2 separate regions of the Mus musculus genome follow, and region 1 is linked to region 2. A link is a loop called in an ENCODE intact Hi-C map of the cell type or tissue named here. Cell type or tissue: left cerebral cortex. All regions are shown on one strand. Links, peaks and the distances in the headings refer to the core of each region. The heading gives the core; the rest is flanking DNA. Region 1 holds the start of Gm36077 (a long non-coding RNA gene). Region 2 has its middle 43 kb from the start of Ivns1abp.

The links. A loop is a pair of places that touch in the nucleus more often than their neighbours do. Peaks named below come from ENCODE experiments on the same cell type or tissue, not always from the same donor. Only the 100,000 strongest peaks of a DNase experiment are listed, where the experiment ranks them.
Region 1: it touches region 2 in a loop (5-fold over the local background); 1 of 42 quality-filtered maps calls a loop at or near these places.

What each region holds. Positions count from the first base shown.
Region 1 is chr1:151,079,487-151,084,862 of GRCm38, forward strand. All of the region lies in intron 1 of Gm36139 (a long non-coding RNA gene), which reads right to left. Gm36077 (a long non-coding RNA gene) reads right to left here and starts at 4,434. Exons shown (of 2, transcript XR_387461.2): 1 at 3,289-4,434; 2 at 959-1,266. In left cerebral cortex, for the core only: no CTCF peak of the experiment used is centred there; DNase peaks (open chromatin) are centred at 302, 1,195, 1,372, 2,469 and 1 more place.
Region 2 is chr1:151,298,910-151,304,285 of GRCm38, forward strand. It overlaps the pseudogene Gm10138. Among named protein-coding and RNA genes, the nearest start is that of Ivns1abp, 43 kb to the right of the region's middle. In left cerebral cortex, for the core only: no CTCF peak of the experiment used is centred there; a DNase peak (open chromatin) is centred at 3,200; H3K27ac peaks cover 865 bases.

The DNA.
Region 1 (5,376 bases), core at 86-5,085, 220 kb before region 2:
TCCGGGGACTCACCTAGCAGCTCCTAAATCCTCGCAGTCAAATAAATAAATAAATGTCTTAAGGCAGCTTCTTCTTTCCGGGGTGGATCTTTGTGATTCATCACTGACCCCAAAACGACCTTATTTTGGTGCCTAAAACATATCCTCTAAATGACTAGTGTGCATGGGATACAGGCTCAAGGCAACAGGAGAATGGCCCACGGAAGCCTGGCTCTTCGGAGCTCTGTGCTCACCAGAGCTGTGTTCCAGCTGCATTTACTTCATCTTTCCAATATAGTCCTGGTACTATACCCCCGTGCTTCTTGCCAGCTCGGAGTCCACCCACATGTTCCTCTTGCCTGGAGCTCTCCTCCAGAGGCAACTGGTTCAGGCCTACTCCTTTTTCAAATCTAAACTCACTTATTGCTTCTTAGGAGGAACTTTGCCCAAACTTTCAGGGTGAGACCCAACGTTTTCATAGCACCTTGCAGCTCTTCTAAAAATAGGGTTTAAATAAATAATGGACGGCTTCACTGTTCCGGAACGTAAATTGGGTGGCACCTAAGGTACCGACCATGGTGGCAAGTGACTGGAAAGAGCTGAGCAACCCTGGAGCCAAGATTCTGGGCCTTAGGACTGCGCGGCTCCACTTTGCACAAAGAGGAAAAGAACAAAGCCGGCAGTCTAATGGGAAAGACAAAACTTAGATAGGCAGAGCAGACGGCATTCGGAGAACTCCAGCAGACCTTGTGTGTTATCAGAGCACAGAAAAGGACAACTCCCCAAGGCAAGGACGATAAGAAACCTGCTGGGTAGTTAAGACTCAGAAAGGACCTAAAGGCACTAAAAAGGGCTGGGGGTGGGGGTGTTTAAGACACTATAAACACACAATAAATAAATGATCTACGATCCTTTCTCCACATGTTATTTTAAAAAAGGTGTGTGTGGGGGAAGCAAACAACATCAACAACAAAAAATATTTACATTATGAGTTTTTTTTTAATTGAGATATTAAAGACTTTCTTCCCAGCCACCAAGTAAACACAGTTACCAATTTCTTATGAAGCCCTTGAGGGACAATCTCCAAAAGGGCCAGAGCACAGAGGCATGCCAAGGTCCAGTGTTCCAAGTGGCAGGCCACTGCAGGAGGGTGCCAGGACACATCACAGCCAGTGGCCGCTGTGGGCAAACAGGGACAACGTTGTCAATCCAGACGAGCATTTGTCCTGCAAAGGCAGGCAGCGAACCTGCAACCTGAAGCTGACACAGAGCTTGAGACTCTGGACCCTGTAGATGAAGACCAGAAGCAGAAGAAGGAAAGAATCGGGTTCACTGGCAAAACTATTCAGAAGCAGGGGCTAAGAAATCGCTGGTGGAAATGTGTCCGGAAGTTGAGCCGTTATTGTTAGCAAAGCGGAAAAGGAGAGTCTGGAGGACAGGCTCATAAAAAACCAGGGACTTTTAGAAAAGAACAGGAAGACAGCTGGAGGCAGTCTGAGCCTTAGAAACAGAGCATTAGAAACAACAGCACCAACAAGGTCCTTTTAGGTCTGAACTAAGATGCAAATCAATCAAATTCTCCTGCCGAGTCTGGCACTTGGAGAATATCTATCCTCTCTGCAAACGATCTGAGCTGTTCTTTGGGATTGAAAATATTTTTACCTGGTTGGGCATGGCTGTTTTTTTGTTTTTTATTATTTCCTATCAAGCCTTGCTATTTTATTTAAAATAATTTCAGTCTACTAATGTATAACATAAATGGTCGAATGAAGTCTATGAGTATCTGTATATCGCTTTTGCAAAAGTGAAATTCTATAGTCTGTGCTGAGATTTGCTTGTTTCCTTGGTCTTTCTTGTAACAATGCTGGTCTTGAACCTGGGACCCTACACATGTAAGACATGAAGTCTGCCATTGGCTGTGTCCATGGCCCTAATATGCCGTTTCATTTTTAAAGATTTATTTTATTTTTAATTTAAAGGTACCCTGTCCTAGTTAGTTTGAACATAGAATTCATTGTTATCAGCCATCATTATCCTACACCACGTAGGATAAGTTCTGCATATGTGCAGAGGTTAGAAGATTGTGTCAGATTCCTAGAGCTGGACATAAAGGCTGTTGTGAGCCAAGGGGGATGGGTGACCAGAACTCAAGTCCTCTGTAAGAGCAGTATGCCCTTACAACTGCTGATCCAGCTCTCCAGTCCCCAACACCAACTTGTTTCCATTGAGTACCATGTTTGAACTACTCTGACAGCAATTCATTTCATCATTAGCCATCAATTTTCAAAACTGAAGAAAGAGAAGTCTAGAGGACCGACTGAAACCATCCATTGACGATCCAGAGGAAAGAAATCACTTAGCAAAAGCACTCACTAAGCATCCAGCTTCATGTAAGGAAGCAATGTGGGCCACGACTGCCAGGAACTGACTCTGAGATACATACAGTGACTCCTCGGAACCATCACTTTAGAAAAGGCTTATTCCTAAAACTGTTTTAGCACGGCTCGCTCTCTGAAGAGCAGTTTTGAATACATCATTTGCTATTTCAGAACAATCCAACAAATTACCCAAATCAGCTATTTTCAAATATGTTTTGATTCTCAGTTGGCACGCAGTAATTGAGCATACTTAACGGGCTGCCGTGTGGCACTGCATAGATGTGTATAGTGTGTAGGGATCAGGTCAGGGTAATTGACCCTGCTCTCAGACATTTATCATTGCTTTCTGTTAGGAATATTGAAATTCCTTCTGCACTAGCTATCTGTAATATGAAATCAGTTATTACCAGCCATCCTCCTCCTACTGAGGTGCTGAATATTAGAGGCCATTGGTCCTATCCACCTGTACCCTTCTACCACAAACAACCCTCCCTCTGTCTTCCCCTGCTTCCACCCCTTCCCAAGTTCCAGTGACCACCTTTCTACTCCCTACATCTCTGTGATCAGAGACAGGGTTAAGCTGAAGGACATTATACTAATGAAATAAGTCAGGTGCAGGAGGGCAAATTCCATTTCGTTCTTACACACACATGGAAGCCAAAGGGACTGCTTTGGGTTGATGATTAAGGTTGATAAGCATCTCTCTACCATATCATTCCTATTTACATTTTTAAAAATTCCCTCATTTCTTCTACTCTCAATTCACAACAAACTTTACTAAATAAAGATTCAGGCTCTGCTCCCTCTACTTCTGCACTGAAACTCTGATTTCCCAACGTACTCCCGTCTGTCTGGATTCCAACTTTCATTCTCCCTTGAGAAAGATCCCGTCCTCATCTTTCTAAGCCCCCCCGAGAAGTTTCACACTAACCACCTCTTTCTCCTCAACATGTTCTCTTGTCTTGGCTTTCATGACTCCGCCTTCTGCTTTTCCTTCAGAATCACTGGCTGCTCTTTCTTAGGTTCTTTTGCCAAACTCTTCTGCCACTTTTAAAGTTAAATGTCCAGGAAAAAAAATACCATCTGTTCTCTCTCTCTGAACTTCTGCCTTAGTTATCTCTGTGCAACCCAATGGCTTTAAAGGACACCCATATGCTAATGATGGTGAGGGCTGTGTTTCCAGTGTGAACCCACCCATTCCCAAGTTCCAGGCTTTGTATTTTGGCAACTCTATTCAAATGTGTAGTAGAACCTCAAACTTAACAGGTCTGTAATACTCCTACCCCACACCCTTTTCAACAATAACAAAATCCTTTAAATTTTTCAGTTTTTATTACATCGCTCACTTAGATCACCGTGGGATACCCACATACACTCTTTCCACCACTCTTTTAGATTCAATCTCTCCACCTCTCAAGAACATATTGATTTCCTAATTGCAGTAGGTGTTTCCCCCCTCATTCTTGTGACAAAATACATAACAAGAAAAGATTTCAGGGAGGGAGTGTTTTGGTACAGTGTGAAGAGTCACAGTCCATCACTATGGGGAATGCATGGCGGCAGGAAGACTGGCTATTTACACTGTATGACCAGTGTGGGAGCAGGGGACAGGGACCAACAGTGGTTGCCATGAGACTGTAAACCCTCAAAGCCCACCACTTCCCTCAGCAAGGTTCTACCCAAAAGTTCCAGAGTCTCCACAAATAGCGACACCAGCTAGGGACCAAGTGTTCCAATACATGAGCCTGTGAGGACCCCGCACATTCAAATCATAAACTTCCTAGTTTTTAGATCTGTCCCGGTCCTTCTTCCCATCACTAACCTCACACTTTAAGAAATGTTTGAAGATGTCTCTCTCTCAAGACTCTGCATTCACCAGCAATATGATCTGAAAGTGACTAAATTTCTCTAAGTATCAGTCCTTGTCCATACTACAGTCATGCCATGGGGGGTATAAAAGAGATGTTCCCTATAGCCTTGGGCATTTGAACACTTGGTCCCCAGCTGGTGGTGGCATTTGTGAAGGATTATGAGGTGTGACCTTACTAGAGGAAGTGTGGGACGGGGTGGGGGGGTGAGGGTGTGGGGGTGTGGGGGGTGTGGGGGTGTGTGGGCTTTGAGGTTTCAGAAGCCACATGACATTTCCAATCAGTTCTCTCTGCTTCCTGTTTGTGAAGTGAGATGTGTATTCTCACGTGTTGCTCCAGCCCCAAGCTTGCTGGCTGTCTGCTACCTGCTCCCTGTTACCTGTTGCCTGCCTGCCTGCCTGCTGCCTGCTGCCTGCTGCCTGCCTGCCTGCTGCCTGCCTGCCTGCTGCCTGCCTGCCTGCTGCCTGCTGCCTGCCTGCCTGCTGCCTGCCTGCCTGCTGCCTGCTGCCTGCTGCCTGCTGCCTGCTGCCTGCCTGCCTGCCTGCTGCCTGCCTGCCTGCTGCCTGCCTGCCTGCCTGCCTGCCTGCCTGCCTGCCTGCTGCCTGCTGCCTGCTACCTGCTGCCTGCCTGCTGCCTGCTGCCTGCTGCCTGCTGCCTGCTGCCTGCTGCCTGCTGCCTGCTGCCTGCTGCCTGCTGCCTAACTGCTACCTGCTACCTGCTACCTGTTACCTGTTACCTGTTACCTGTTGCATGCCTGCCTGCTAACTGCTGCCTGCCTATCTACCTGCCTGACTGCCTGTCTACCTGCCTGACTGACTGTCTACCTGACTGCCTGTCTGCTGTCTGCTGCCTGGCTTCCCTGCCATGATGGTCACCGACTTGTATTCTTCTGGAACCATAAGCCCCCAAATGAATCCTTCCTTCTGTAAGATGCCTTGGTCATAGCATCTAATCACAGCAATAGAAAAGTAACTAAGACAACAACTTAAGTTATTTAGTTTTGAAAATTAATGAGCTGGATATGTGTATACTTCTGAGAATAAAAGTTGAAATTTTTAAGTTTAACCAGGTGACTTTTCTGGACCAGCTTTGGATAGCAGTATTAAATTCTGAACAAAATAAAAACTGCTTTCTGAAGGCACCAAGGAATA
Region 2 (5,376 bases), core at 181-5,180:
TTCTGCTTGAAGTTCATTTGGTTCTTCATCGCCTTTCTCTTCTTTGTCATTGCCTGAAAGAAATTAAAAAAAAAAAAAATGCCATTTAAATGCCTTTTTACGGGGGAAAAAAAAGAGAGAGCCTGGCGTGGTGGCGCACGCCTTTAATCCCAGCACTCGGGAGGCAGAGGCAGGTGGATTTCTGAGTTCGAGGCCAGCCTGGTCTACAAAGTGAGTTCCAGGACAGCCAGGGCTATACAGAGAAACCCTGTCTCAAAAAATAAAACAACAATAAAAAAATGCCTTTTTACATTTCACTTATTTATTTATTTATTCATTTATTCATTTATTGTGTGTGTGTGTGTGTGTGTGTGTGTGTGTGTGTGTGTGGTGTGCGATCTCATGACCATGCACATGCCACAGTCATATACAAGTCAGAGTCAATTCCCTCCCTCGACCTTGTGGGTTCCAGGAATCAAACTCAGATCTTTAAGCTTGGCAGCAGCAGGCATCTTTACTGGCTAGGCCTTCTTGATGGCCTCAGATCCCTACCTTCTGTGAGACTGCTCTCTCTGTCCCTGCTCACGCTCTTTCCCAGGCCTTGGGCACCACCACTGATAAATCTCTTCCAAATGTGCTTTTTCCATTGATCTAAACTGTTTAAGTGTCTCTACAACAATAGACGAAAGCACAATAACTTCCTATGATTATTCCCATTTAAATACTTGTAGTGTGTGTGGAGGTACATGCTACAATGCCAAGGGGGATGGCGGGGTTCGCGGGGGTAGGGAGGGAAAGTCAGGAGTTCAAGAACAGCTTTGGCTAGACCATGAGTTTATAGCGTAAGTGGAAACCCCACACCGAGGATGGCCCAAGCCTGTTCTGGCACCAGTAAGTGGCCAGAGTAGCCAAACTCTACTTCTGCTTGACGATGTGTGAAAAAGAAACTTACATTTTGCCTAAGATTCCTCTTGAGACCTCTGTTTCAAAAGTTGGTACCCGAGAGAGAGAGATGTAGGGAGCTGGGCCACTGGTGTTCCACGGACACTTGTGGAATGTCCCACTGTTTTTTAAATTCTACCTGCGCTTCTACACTCACTCGGCTAAAAAGAGTGAGACAGCAGCTGAACAATTTTTACCACGACTAATACATTAGTGGGGTTGTTGAGCTTTCTATTCATTTTAGAGCTGAGAAACCTGAGATGAGAGAAACGACTAAGTCCGGGGGGAATGGGCTGCAGACACCAGAAACTCATGTCAGTGGAGACTTTTGAACATGTGGTATTCCAAGCACACCTGCAGAGCACACGCTTATAGTTGCATATATGTATCTAGAGACGCCACTCTTTTTTTTTTTTTTTTTTTTTTTTGGTTTTATCGAGACAGGGTTTCTCTGTGTAGCCTTGGCTGTCTTGAAACTCACTTTGTAGACCAGGCCGGCCTCGAACTCAGAGATCCGCCTGCCTCTGCCTCCTAAATGCTGGAATTAGAGGCGTGCGCCACCACACCCGGCTGAGAAGCCAGTCTTTACCTTTAGAGAAAATCCTATAAATACAGACATGCCCCACCATAGATACTGAAAGGACCAGTTCATTCCTGCCCCAATTCTCAACTCATCCCAACAGCCATGGAGTCAGCTTATAAGGCTTGCAAGGTTCTTCTCCACCTGTGAGCTATGACCCCTTTGAGGGGTTACATATCAGATACCCTACATATGAGACATCTACATTGCAGTTCATAACAGTAGCAAAATTACAGTCATGAAGTACAATGAGCACCACTGGTATAAGGCACTGGCTATGTCACACTCCCCTTGACCATCACAAGAATCAAGGGAAGTTTCTGCAGACAAGGAAAGACCCACAAAGTCTAGAGGTCCCAAGATTGCAGCACATCCCCACGCCTGGCCCCCCAATATGCCATCAATTCTGAGCACATTAGCAGTCGCATCAATATCTCACCCCAATACTCTTTGAGTTCAGTGGGTCTGTTATGTTTTCTGTTGGCAGCAGCTAGGAAATTCTAACCACCACACAGTCCCCACCACTAAGGGGGGTGGGGGGAGAGGGAGAGGGAGAGGGAGAGGGAGAGGCAGGGGGGAGAATCTCTTTTATTCTAGGAAGTAATCTTTGTGAAAAACATAATTAAATGAATAAAACACCAAAACAAAAAAATCATTTTAATAAGTATAACAAGGTATAGCCAGGCATGGTTGATACAGACCTGTAGTTTCCCTGAGAGGTGAAGACAGGACGCTCACATAAGCTCTAGTTCGAGATCAGCCTCAGCAACATAGTGAGACCCCCCCATACCAAGAATAAAAATCTAAGGTCATTCTTATATAAATGAGCTGTTGTAGGACATAAACATTTGTATAACTCTATACCACTCAAGAACTTAGTATATAAATTTTCTTCTTTAACATGTGAATTTTTCTATCCAAAACTTTTAAACATAACCCTTCAAAACTTAGGAACTTTTAGAAAACTGGTACCTAAGCAGTTGTGTGTACACTTAACTACATGTATCAATGTCTCCATTGCTAGACGCTAAAACTCTGTATTGAGATTTTAAAACACTAAACATTACATTTTCTCCCATCACAAACATTTATTTTTCTTCCCACGTAAAAGAATTATAATCAGAGCTTGAAAAAATTCAATAGCTAAATGCAGGTTCATTTTTGGTTGTTCCTGTTTTGTTTCTAAGACAGTCTCACGGAGCTTGCTTCAGACTGACTTGGCTGGCCTTGAACCCCTGACCCTCCTCCCTCTCTGGTACTAGAATTACAGGGGTGCACCACGCTGCCTGGCTTCGCAGGCTTAACTGTAGAGTACAAGTGGATTTCCTACTTTAAAAAAAATCAAGGCACTCAAACTATGTAATGCCATTACTAAAAAGAACAAACGAATGTTGCTTTCAAGTCAAACACAAATAACGAGCTTGGTAGCTTTTTAGTTTCTGAGGTATTCCTTTGTGTGTTCTAGTTTGTTTTATATGTTTAGTTTGTGTTCTCTGAAAATAATGAGTGATACCACGGTACAGCTTTGTATTTTAGGAATACTAAAAACTCTAAATTAAGTAATTTGGGAAGAAAAAAAAGCCGTGGTTCGGAACTTGTGGTAGTTGACATAATTTGCTTCTGATCTACACAGTTTTCCATTTTACACTTCAGCTGAGCAGAAGCCACTGGTTGCTAAGCAACAGCTCTTCTCTCACTGACCAGAAATAGAATACATAGAAGGCCATTTTTAAAAGACATAATATACACTATGTAAAGTTAAAGAAAGACACACAGTTTGGCTGTTGGCCCAGAATTGTCATATTAACTTCATAATAATAGTTTGTGTATTCTGAATTTATTTGATCTATGCATCTGAGAGTAACTATACATTTGTCCTTCCAGGATCTTCTTGCTACTGAAAAGCTCTGAAGAATATAGAAACCAAGGTTTTAAGGTAAAAATGTTTCCTAGAAACTGTCAACTGTAAACTTGGTTGTATGAAACCAGATCCTATCCAAAGCAGCATTACCACTGTGTCCTGCCATCCTGCACTAAAATGGCATATGCCACGATCTGAGACACCCTCTGATTGCCATTCACTTTTGGCTCTGTGTATTCCTCACAGAGAAAACTGTTAGTGGCTACTGGACACTTTACAATGTGCTGCTGTCCTAAGGTTGTGGTACCTGTCAATACATGCTGAATTTTGCATTAGGTAGGTGGGGAAGAGGCAAGAGGGTGCAGAAGATATGCAGCCTCACTCCTCTAGGTGGGCAGGATCTATCTAGATGTTCCTGGGCACCTTAGTTCATGAGACTGCAGGCGTTCACTTCAATACTCTCTCTGCCTTCTGCAAGGTGTTTCTCCTATTGCCTTCTCTCTCTCTCTCTCTCTCTCTCTCTCTCTCTCACACACACACACACACACACACACACACACACACACACACACACGTACACGCTATATATCTTGCCTCTGGATCTCTGGATTCACAGAACTAGGATATTTGGGAGTTCAATTTGTTACCAACTCTGCAACATTAGTTTCAATTTGCTTTTATGAGAGCAGGTGTCTTAGTCAGGGTTTCTATTCCTGCACAAACATCATGACCAAGAAGCAGTTGGGGAGGAAAGGGTTTATTCAGCTTACATTTTCACACTGCTGTTATCACCAAAGGATGTCAGGACTGGAACTCAAGCAAGTCAGGAAGCAGGAGCTGATACAGAGGCCATGGAGGGATGTTCCTTACTGGCTTGCTTCCCCTGGCTTGCTCTCTTATAGAACCAAGACTACTGGCCCAGAGATGGCACCACCCACAAGGGGACCTCCCCCCTGGATCACTAATTGAGAAAATGCCTTACAGCTGGATCTCGGGGAGGCATTTCCCCAACTGAAGCTCCTTTCTCTGTGATAACTCCAGCCTGTGTCAAGTTGACACAAAACTAGCCAGTACAGCAGGGATTAAGGGCATAAAGGCAAGCCAACAAGTAAATATCAAGGAAACACACCAGGAGTGGTATCCTTCCAGAGAGAACTGACTTTGTGTTGATTCACCTGCCTGTGACCACATGCTGTGCTGGCTTAAAATAGATCACATTACAGAAGTGTCAAGGGAATCTCTTTAAGTAAACACTACTTTGGGGGATTGTTTCCTTTTGACTATATAGTGGGTTCTTTTCATTGTTGTTGTTTTAAACTTGATTTATGATACAGATATAGTGACACATGATACATGCCTATAAACCCAGCAGAAGATCAGGAGTTCAAGACTAGCCTCAAATGGATTGTAAATTTGAGGCCAACATAAGCTATGAAGAACCCATTAAAAAAAAAAAGGCACAAATAAAATAAATAAAACCTTCAACTTAGCATACAAAAATAGTTGGGAGTTCAATTATGGCATTCCCAAGTGTAACTCCAGTTCCAGGGGGCCCAGCACCCTTTTCTGGCCTCTGTGGGCACCAGGCATGCATGCACACAGACCTTCATGCACTGCAAACCACCCATCTACATAACAATAGTCATAATACAAGACAATTTTCTTTTTCTTAGCATTTAAAGTAAGCATCATCTGATTAGGAATTCATCAATTGTTCTGAAAGGATCTGATTAGTCTGGGAAGACCTGTGATCAATGGAAAAGTAGGCCACCTTAGGCTTTGAGGAAGACTGAGAAAGTACATTTATTCAGTGTGTGTGTGTGTGTGTGTGTGTGTGTGTGTGTGAGTGAAAGAGGAGGGGGGGGCGGGCAGGGGGAGTGAGTGAAGGGAAAGAGTATGAGTTTATACCATGACATGCATGTTGGGGTCAGAGGACAATCTATAGAAGTTAGCTCTACCCTGGGGATCAGGGCATCAGGGTTGGTAACAAGTGCCTTTACCTGCTGAGCCATCT